2 separate regions of the Homo sapiens genome follow, and region 2 is linked to region 1. A link is an interaction called in ENCODE POLR2A ChIA-PET data of the cell type or tissue named here. Cell type or tissue: OCI-LY7. All regions are shown on one strand. Links, peaks and the distances in the headings refer to the core of each region. The heading gives the core; the rest is flanking DNA. Region 1 overlaps SLC2A1-DT (SLC2A1 divergent transcript). Region 2 has its middle 42 kb from the start of SLC2A1.

Evidence for each region. Peaks named below come from ENCODE experiments on the same cell type or tissue, not always from the same donor. Only the 100,000 strongest peaks of a DNase experiment are listed, where the experiment ranks them.
Region 2: POLR2A ChIA-PET joins it to region 1 with 7 read pairs; 14 of 35 experiments call an interaction of 5 or more read pairs at or near these places.

Annotation. Positions count from the first base shown.
Region 1 is chr1:42,977,588-42,982,959 of GRCh38, forward strand. The region is part of intron 3 of SLC2A1-DT (SLC2A1 divergent transcript); the gene reads left to right. Among named protein-coding and RNA genes, the nearest start is that of SLC2A1-DT, 21 kb to the left of the region's middle. In OCI-LY7, for the core only: no CTCF peak of the experiment used is centred there; DNase peaks (open chromatin) are centred at 3,024 and 3,464.
Region 2 is chr1:42,914,166-42,919,537 of GRCh38, forward strand. No RefSeq gene overlaps it. Among named protein-coding and RNA genes, the nearest start is that of SLC2A1, 42 kb to the right of the region's middle. In OCI-LY7, for the core only: no CTCF peak of the experiment used is centred there; no DNase peak of the experiment used is centred there.

The DNA of each region.
Region 1 (5,372 bases), core at 216-5,215:
GTGTGCCATGATGATTTGCTGCACTGATCATTCCATCACCTAGGTATTAAACCCAGCATCCATTAGCTATTCTTCCTGATGCTTTCCCTCCCCCGATCCTACCCCTAACAGCCCCCAGTGTGTGTTGTTTCCCCCTCCCCAATGTGTCCATGTGTTTTCATCATTCAGCTTATAAGTGAGAACCTGCAGTGTTTGCTTTTCTGTTCCTGCATTAGTTTGCTGAGGATAATGGCTTCCAACTCCATCCATGTCCCCACAAAGGACATTATCTTGTTCCTTTTTATGGCTGCATAGTATTCCATAGTGTATATTTGCCACATTTTCTTTATCCACTCCATCCCAGATGGGCATTTAGATTGAAGAATCTTCACTTTTTAAAGCTTCTCAGGAAATTCTGATGCCCACCCAGAATTGGGAACCTTTGCCATGGAAGAGGGTGGGGGGATATCTTTAAACAGGAATAGGGTCCATTGAGATGCCCACCCCAGACCTCCAATATATGGGGAGAGAGCTTGAGAAGGTGGGAAGTGTGTGTAGGAGACTCTGACCCCCAGCCTTCCACCCCTCTCCAAAGCAGTCCCACACTCTGATGTTTACCACCAGGGCTGACCCCTGGAAGTGCCTCTTCCCTATAGCCCTCTGGATCCAGCAAGGACAGACAGCCTTCCCTCCTTCCTTCCTTCTTCCCAACAGTTTTTGAGCCCCTCCACGATGTGCTGAGCATGCTGTTGGGTACTGAAAGTGAATAAAATAGGTAGTTTCTCCCCGCAACCTCCTGACCTAAAGCTTTGGGTGATTCCTGCTGTTTTGGCTCTGCTAAGCATGAAGTGCGTGTCATCAGGCATGTGGCTAAGCACAAGAGAGCTGGGACAGGAGTCCACCCTGGGGGCTCAAGCAGTGGCTGCAGGGCTCAGTGGTCCAGCCTCCAGGCCCTGTGGCTTCCTGGTTCCCCCTTCTCACAGGCCCGGTCTCTTGTCCTGGCTCTAGCCTTGCAGGCCAAACTCCCAGGCCGTGCCCTCGGTGCCCCCTACCAGGGGGGTCCTGGTGCATGGGGTAGGAGTGAGCTGTGCAGCCGCCTTCCCACCTCATCTTACACAGGAGACAACAACATTGGGTAAGGTCTGAGCAACTCTTCCCAGGGGCAGGGTTAAGGATCATTTCCTCACAGGGGTAGCAGAAACAACAAACACAAGGAAATGACAGGGATGCCGAGGATTTCAGAGCACACAGCTCCGGTCCAGGACGGACTCCCACAGAGAGATGGGGGGAACGCTCCCGGGGCAGCTTCCTCACCTCCCTCTTGGAGTCGGCTCTTGTGTCTTCATGCTGTGTTCTGTTGTTTCCTTTCATCAGGATCCCTTGCCCACACCAACCCCACCCACACCATCACCGATGGCACTGTTTCACTCGCTCATTGCCATTCATTTACTTCTTCCTTTCTCATTCAACACATAGGTACCATGTGCCAGGCACAGGATAAAGCCATAGGCAATATACAGCCTCATGTGGTGTTCCCAGTTGGATGGGGTCACCAACACAATCAGACAGCTCTAATATAACATGATAATTGCCACTGTGGAGTTGTGCATAGGGTGTTATAAAACCAAGGAGTAACCCAGGGAAGGCTGATTCTTGAAGAATGAGTAGGAATTTATGCAGCGCATACCAAGCAGTGAGAATAGCAAATGCAAAGGCACGAAGTTTGTGATGGCTACAGCATGGCAGGTTCAGGGGAGCAGAGGGAGTGGAGGCAGGGAGATGAGCAGGGGCATCCATGAAGGGCCTGGGAAGCTGGGCTGAAGAACTAGAACTTTCTGCCTTAGGCAGTGGGCAGCCATTGGAGGATTTTAGGGAGAGAAGGGACATGGTCAGATCTGCATCTTTTTTTTTTTTTTTTTTTTTTTTTTTGAGATGGAGTCTCACCCTGTCGCCCAGGCTGGAGTGCAATGGCGCAATCTCGGCTCACTGCAACCTCCACCTCCCGGTTCAAGCGATTCTCCTGCCTCCCGAGTAGCTGGGATTACAGGTGCCCGCCACCACGCCTGGCTCATTTTTTGTATCTTCAGTAGAGACGGGGTTTCACCATGTTGGCCAGGCTGGTCTCCAACTCCTGACCGCCCGCCTTGGCCTCCCAAAGTGCTGGGATTACAGGCGTGAGCCACCACACCCAGCCAGATCTGCCTCTTAGAACAATGCTATGGAAGTTGATTTTGGGGAATGGGTGGAAGAGGCAGAGGTCAGGCAGAGTGTTCAATAAAGAGGATCAGACAGGCCAGGTAGGAGAAGCTGATGCCTAGCCTAGGACAGGGCAGGTAGCTCAGCAAGTGTGAGCACCTCTCAGTGTAAGAGCTGAGGTGGGAGAGGGGCAGATGGGCTGTGGAGCTGGCCACACTAAAGGCAGCTGTGTGTTTGCAGGGCTCAGGACCAAAGGGAGGCTGAGTCAGGAAGGCACTCCTGGGCTTCTGGCTTGAGCAGGCTCAAAGTCAACAGATGCAGCTGCATCTGTGTCTAGCGATTGGGAAGGTCCACAGCAGGACTCCAGCTCATACCTGGGAGTCAGGGCAAAGTCCAGCCTAGGGAAGAGCCCCCAAGAGCCAGGCTGGGTGTCAGGTGGGGCCCTTGTCCTGAAGGGAGAAGAGACTACAAGGTAGAGCACCAAGCACACCTGGCTCTGGCACCTTTACGTCTCTGGCCACTTCTCTCTTATGGCTCCCTGTAACAATGAGATACGGACACCTGGAGGCACCTGGGGCTAGTTTCTTCCTCATACCTGCCCCGCTCCGATGAGGCTCCCTCCAGGCTCCGCATCTTGACTTAGTTACAACCTGATCCTGAGCTGGGACCCAAGGGTGTCCTGCTCCTGGCTCCAATCTCCTGGTGAGGATGAACTTTGGTTTGGCTCCACCTGCTCAAGTGCCTTCGGAAGTGTGCCCACCTTGCCAGCCTCGTCAGAATGCAGTCTCAGGATGATGAAAGAGTTCAGGAAATGCCACCCCAAGGTACGTCACTTTGGACTTCAAACTGAGAGCATTTGAGGAACAGCAAATGCAGGGAGGGACTTTCTCTGAACTTCCCTTATCTGCTTCAAGATAAATCCTCCAAAAGGAACTCAATGGTTATAACTCCCCTCCCCAGGAACCTCATCAACCAGAGAAGAGTAAACTCAGATCACAGGACAGGAGACTGGGGGTCAACACCACCCCCAGACAGACTTTATCACATATCACCTATTCTTCTGAAGGCCCATTCATCTTTCCTCCAAATCATTTACTCTCTCCTAAGTTGCCTGAACCCTCCCTCCGCTCACCCCCTTTAAGAGGTATATATGCTCTCACTGAGGTTTAGGACATTTGCTTTTCTTTCATGTGATGCCCCCATGCATGTAGTATATTTGTGTACCTTTTCTTCTGTAACTCTTTCTTCTACTGTCAGTTTATTTCATAGAGTCAATTACCGAACCCTCAGAGGGTAGAGGGGAAATCTTCCCTCCCCTGCAGTGATGCTCTGGGACTGCCAGACACCTGGTGTCTAATAGACACCAGAACTCACTCCCAACAGCCCATTTGGGCAATTAGTCGCTCATATGATAAACATTTTTTTAAACCCCCAAAGTGTACCAGTCCTTGGACTGAAAGCTGGATTTACAAGGTCAAATCAGATTCAGTCCTTGTGATAGAAGAGTTCATAATACAGTGGAGCCAAACGCATGAAACATAACACAGCCTATTACAACACAACGCGACATGACAGCTTCACACATCCCAACACAGGATACAAGGGCTCAGGTCTGGTTTCTAACTTCTGGGGCCTCAGCTGAGAAAAGGGCAGCTCCCAGTGAAAGGAGGCTTATTAATTAGGGAGGGAGCTTATTGGAATGTCAGCAGTGGAATGCAGAGGGGAAGAGACTCTAAGTCAGACTAGCTGCTTCAGTCCTGGCACCATAATCTTGGATGGATGACAGAACTCTCTGTGCCTTAGTTTCCACATCTACAAAATGGAGAGAATAATAGTGTGTATGTCATAGGGCTTAAGGATTAATTGAGATAATACACGCAAAGTGCCTGGCACAGTGCCTAGAAGGTATAGCAAGCACAATAGCATTAGCTGTGTGGTTCTTGTTGCCATAGAATTATAGAACCTGATTATACTCTTAGGTTCTTGGAGTCAGAGAACTGTAGAATCATAGAACCCTAGGACCTTAGAACCTTAGACATAGAGGTTTATAAATATATATAAATATAACGTGCACCAGAATATTAGCTAGGAGGGTGAAGAAGGGAGATCTCCCCATTCCTTCAGATTGAGGCGAAATGTCCTCTAATGCCTGAGTTCCAGGGCTGTCACATTCAGTTGCTCAGGTTGTACCTAATATACCTCTAAAGAAGGCCATTCACATAGACTTCGATGTGAATGGAGTTCCTTAGACGCAGCATGACATGCACCATTGCGTGAGAAAGCCCACATTTCTCCCAGAGAAGTCGGCTAAGTCCCAGGGGGCTTACACTTAGTACCATAATCTCTGCCTCCAGCAAAACATGCTGGCTTTGTCCTGAGCCACACTGACCTGAATGTGATGAAACTGAAACTTGGATTCCATATAAAAATAAAATCACTCCTGCACGTTGTGCACATGTACCCTAAAATTTAAAGTATAATAATAATAAAGTTAAAAAAATAAAAATAAAAAAATAAAATCACTCTCCTTAAGCATTCCCAAGAGCAGATTACACAGAGGTCCAGAATGTTCTGGAGAGGTATCACATCTTGTGAAGCACAGCTTATTGCTACCCAGATGTACAATGAGATGTGAGCTATTCCTCCCTGACCTGTCATCTTTCTGCTCACTTCTCTCCCTCCCTCCCAATTTGCTCCTCAGGAGCCCAGGCATAAGCTATCCCAGGCTCTTGGTGGGGTCTTAACTCAAAGCCCTTATCAAAGCATTTTCCTCAACAAAAGTAGTTCCTTTTCCTAACAGGAATTTGGGCCATATGTTTAGGTTGTAATTTTTGTATGCCTTATCATATTTAGTGCCACTTATAAAACCTGAGACTCACAGAATTTTAATAGCAAATAATCTAAGAAACAAAAATTTTGGAATAACCCAGCCTAAGGACCACAAGTTCTAAGAATTGTGGAGAATTTCAGAATCCCAAAAATCTTAACAATTAGAAGAGGCCTTAAGGGGTCATTGAGTCCACACCTTATTCAACACAGGCATCTCCTCTGCAACATTGCTGGCAAGTGCTGATACTGCCTCTGCAACAACAACAAAAAAGCATACTTCTGAGAAAAATTGGAAGACAGCTTGTTATCTGAACTATGCGTAGACTTGAATAATCTATTTTTGTTTTTTTTGAGATGGAGTTTCGCTC
Region 2 (5,372 bases), core at 188-5,187, 63 kb before region 1:
ATAACTGAATTGAACAATTCACTAGAAGGGATCATAACAGATCTAATTGAGCAGAAGAAACAATCAGGAAATTTGAGACAGGTTATTTGAAATTACTGAGTCAGGGGAAACAAAAGAAAAGATGAAGAAAAGTTAAGAAAGCCTAAGGGACTTATGGGATACAATATATGATCCAAAGAAGCCATCCCTGAGACACATAATAAACTGTCAAAAGTCAAAGAGAGACTCTGAAGGCAGCAAGAGTAAAGTGACTCATCAAGCACAAGGGAGCTCTTATAAAATTATCAGCAGATTTCTCAGCAGAAACCTTACAGGACAGAAGGGAGTGGGATGATATATTCAGAGCACTGAAAGAAAACCTGCCAAGCAAGAATAGTATTCAGGAAAACTGTCCTTCAGAAACGAAGGACAGAAATTTGGTTTCCGGTCCAGCATGTAAGGAGCTTAGAAGGTAACACTCCATCTAAACAGGTTAAAAGGCTGAGCAACAATAACAAAACCAAACAAAAGCTGAACAACTCTTCTTAGATTTGTTAGAGGAATGAGACCACTAGGCAGATTGCTGCCGCCAAAATTGGAGAGACAGGAAATACAGGCAGTCACAAGTTACTGGAAATGCAACAGATGAGCAGAAGCCTCTACAGGAGGTTTGAAAACAGGAATAGGAAAACCTAAACTGTAACTGCCCCAATTTTTGGAGAAACAGTGTGGACAACTCAGAGAGTTAAAAATTCCACCAGGGGCCAGGCATGGTGGCTCACACCTGTAATCCCAACACTTTGGGAGGCTGAGGTGGGAGGATTGCTTGAGCTCAACAGTTTAAGACCAGGCTAGGCAACATGGCAAGACCCCGTCTCTTTAAAAACTTTAAAAATTAGCTGGGTTTGGTAGTGCACTCCACTAGTCGCAGCTCCTCAGGAGGCTAAGGCAGGAGAATCGCTTGAGCCCAAAGGGGTTGAGGCTGCAGTGAGCCATGAGCATGTCACTGCACTCCAGTCTGGGTGACAGAGCAAGACCCTGTCTCAAAAGAAAAAAAACATTCCAGGGGTACTGAGTTATGGAGATGCCCCAACACTTTTGTGATTTTTACCTCTCAGAGCTCTACCAGATCCTCACAGTAAATCTCAGAGAAAAATCCCTTCATGCTTCTAGCAGAGGGAGGGGAAATAAACCATTTTGCAGTATGCCAAAGCATTCTGTTGTTTTTAAAAAGGTCTACCCTCAGGAGAAAGAATTTTGCCAGAGCCTAACCTACCCCAGGGAAGGGAAATACCCAACTCCAGCAGTCTGCAGCCTCCCACCTGGGGGAAAGGAAATACCAACTCCAGCTTCCTCTAAGCTTCCCTGTAGGAGAAGGGAGATACCCAACTTCAGTCTCCTCTAGTGGTTTTGCCCCCACCTAAGGGGAAAAAACAAAAGCTGAGAAGCACTGGTGAAGTTCACAGCCTAGACCCAAAGCCTCACCAAAAAACTGAGACCTAATAATAGAACTGTAGAACACTTCTCCCTCCTGCAACACCGCACTTCTACATTACTAAAGATCTATATCTTTTTTTTTCCCCCAAGACGGAGTCTCACTCTGTCGCCCAAGCTGGTGTGCAGTGGCTCAATTATAGCTCACTGTAGCCTCAAATTCCTAGGCTCAAGTGCTCCTTCTGCCTGAGCCTCCCAAATAGCTGGGACTACAGACATGCTTAGTTAAGGTTTTGTTGTTGTTTGTTTGTTTAGAGATAGGTCTCACTCTGTTCCCCAGGCTCTAAAGGCCTATTTACCACAGTTCCATTTACCCAGTACAAAACTGCTCATTTTTTTCCAACAAAAAAATTAGAAGGCACATTAAAAGAAAAAAAACCACAGCTTGAACAAATAGTGCAACCATCAGAAGCAGACACAGACATAGCAGGGATGTTGGAATTCCCCTAATCGGAATTTAAAACTACTATTGTGTCTGAAATTGGTGGGCTCTTGGTCTCACTGACTTCAAGAATGAAGCTGCGAACCCTCGCGGTGACTGTTAACAGTTCTCAAATGTTGTGTGTCCAGAGTTGATTTCTTCTGATGTTCAGACGTGTTCAGAGTTTCCTCCTTCTGGTGGGTTTGTGGTCTTGCTGGCTTCAGGAGTGAAGCTGCAGACCTTCACGGTGCTACAGCTCATAAAGGCAATGGGGACCAAAACAGTGGGCAGCACCAAAATTTATTGCAAAGAGCAAACGAACAAACCCTCCACACCACAGAAGAGCAGCCAAGCACATTGCCACTGCTAGCTCCGGCAGCCTGCTTTTATTCCCTTATCTGACCCCACCCACATCCTGCTGATTGGCCCATTTTACAGAGAGCTGATTGGTCCATTTTACAGAGAGCTGATTGGTCTGTTTTACAGAGAGCTGATTGGTCCATTTTGACAGGGAGCTGATTGGTGCATTTACAATCCCTGAGCTAGACACAGAGTGCTGATTGGTGTATTTACAATTCTCTAGCTAGAGGTAAAAATTCTCCAAAACCCCACCAGATGAACTAGACACAGAGCACTGATTGGTGCATTTACAAACCTTGAGCTAGACACAGAGTGCTGATTGGTGTATTTACAATCCTTCAGCTAGACATACAGTTTCTCAAAGTCCCCACCAGATTAGCTAGATACAGAGTGCTGATTGGTGCATCCACGAGCCCTGAACTTGAGACAGAGTGCTGACTGGTGCATATACAATCCTCTGGCTAGACATAAAAGTTCTCCAAGTCCCCATCCAACTCAGGAGCACAGCTGGCTTCGCGGAGTGGATCCCGCTCCAGGGCTGGGTGCGGAGATGCCTGCCAGTCCCGTGCCATGCACCTGCATGCCTCAGTCCTTGCACAGTTGATGGGACTGGGCACTGCGGAGCAGGGGGCGGCACCCGTCGGGGAGGCTGGGGCTGCGTGGGAGCCCACCGCCACAGGGCTTGGGCATGGTGGGCTGCAGGTCCTGAACCCTGCCCTGCAGAGAGGCAGCTGAGGCCTGGTGAGAATTCGAGTGTGGCCCAGGCCGGCAGTGCTGGGGGACCCGGCGCCCCCTCCGCAGCTGCTGGCCCGGGTGCTAAGCCCCTCACTGCCCTAAGCCAGCGGCGCCAGCCGGCCACTCTGACTGCGGGGCTCAGAGCCCACACCCACCCGGAACTCACGCTGGCCCGCTAGTGCTGTGGGCAGCCCCAGTTCCCGCCCGCGACTCTCCATGCTCACCTCCCTGCAAGCAGAGGGAGCTGGCTCCAGCCTCGGCCAGCCCAGAGAGGGGCTCCCACGGTGCAGCGGCAGGCTGAAGAGCTCCTCAAGCATGGCCAGAGCGGATGCCAAGGCCGAGGAGGTGCTGAGAGCGAGCAAGGGCTGCTAGCACGTTGTCACCTCTCACTATGATTAATACGTTAAGAGCTCTAATGGAAAAAGTAGATAACATGCAAAAACAGATGGACAATTTAAACAGAAAGATAAAAATTATAAGAAAGAATAAAAAAGAAATGATAGAGATAAGAAAAAAACCACTAACAAATGAAGAAAGCTTTTGATGGACTCATTAGTACACTGCAAATGGCTGGAGAAAAAAGAACCTCTGAGCTTGAGGATATGTCAACAGAAACTTTGAAAACTGAAAGTGAAGAGAAAAAAGACATGAAAAAAATGAGAAAGAATATCTAATTACAAAAAGTATAATATAGGCATAATGAGAATACCTGAAGAAGAAAGAGAGAAAGGAACAACAGAAACATTTGAAGCAATAATGCCTGAGAATTTCACCAAATTAGTGCCAGACACCAAACCACAGATCAGGAAGCTCAGAAATAACCAAGCAAAATAATGCCAAAAACAAACAAACAAATAAACTACACCTAGACATATAATATTCAAGCTGCAGAAAATTAAAGATGAAGAAAAAATTTTGAAAGAAGCCAGAGGAAAAAAGCCACTTACCTATAGGGGAGCAAAAATAAGAATTATATCCAACTTCTTCTCAGAAATCACGTAAGCAAGAAAATAATGGAGTGGAATACTTAGTGTTGAAAGAGAAAAAGCCAAAAACCTAGGATTCTATACACAGTTTTAAAGCAATCAGATTAAAATAAATAATAAAAATTATATCAGCAATCAATGAATTGAAAACAGGAAATCAATAGTGAAAATCAACATAACCAAAACCTGTTTCTTTGTAAAAATCAGTAAAATCATAAGGTTCTAGCAAAGCTAACTAAGAAAAAAAGAGAAAAGACATGAATTACAAATACTGAAAATGAAAGAGAGGAGATCAATTCAAATCCCATGGATGTTAAAAGAATAATACATGAATATTATGAACAACTCTATGCCCACAGATTTGACAACCCAGATGAAATGGACCAATTCCTTGAAAGACACAATCTGTTAAAACTCACACAAGAAGTAGACAATCTGAAACAGGCTTGCATCTGTTAAAGAAACAGAATCAATAAATAATAAACTCCTCAAACAAAAAGTACTAGGCTCAGATGGATCCACTAGTGAATTCTACCAAACATTTAAGAAAAAAATTATACCAATTTTCTAAACATCTTCCAGAAGATAGAAACAGCTCATTCTATGAGGCCAGTATTACCCTAATATTAAAACCAGACAAATACATTACAAGAAAACTACAAATCGATTTGTCAATTTAAAATAAATAAATAAATTTAAAAGAAAACTACAGACAAGTATCTCTCATGAAAATAAATGCAAAAATCCTTAACAAAATATTAGCAAAGCACACCCAATGATGCATTAAAAAAATTATATACATGACCAAATGTGATTTATTCCAGGCATGCAAGCCTGGTTCAACATTAAAAACACAATTGGCTGGGCGTGGTGGCTCACGCCTGTAATCCCAGCACTTTGGGAGGCTGAGGCAGGCAGATCACCTGAGGTCAGGAGTTTGAGACCAGCCAGGCCAACATGGCCAAACCCTATCTCTACCAAAATACAAAAATTAGCTGGGTGTGGTGGTGGGCACCTGTAATCCCAGCTACTCCGGAGGCTGAGGCAGGAGAATTGCTTGAACACAGGAGGCAGAGGTTGCAGTGAGCTGAGATTGCCCCATTGCACTCCAGCCTGGGTGACAAAGAGAGAGTCTGTCTTAAAAACAAAACAAAAACAAAAACAAAACCTGAAAAAACAACCCTCAATTAATGTAATCTATATGTAATTACATCAACGGGCTAAAGAAGAAAAATCAAAGGCCAGGCGTGGTGGCTCACGCCTGTAATCCCAACACTTCAGGAGGCCAAGGCGGGCAGATCACAAGGTCAGGAGATGGAGACCATCCTGGCTAACGCGTTGAAACCCCATCTCTACTAAAAATACAAAAAATTAGCCGGGCATGTTGGCATGTGCCT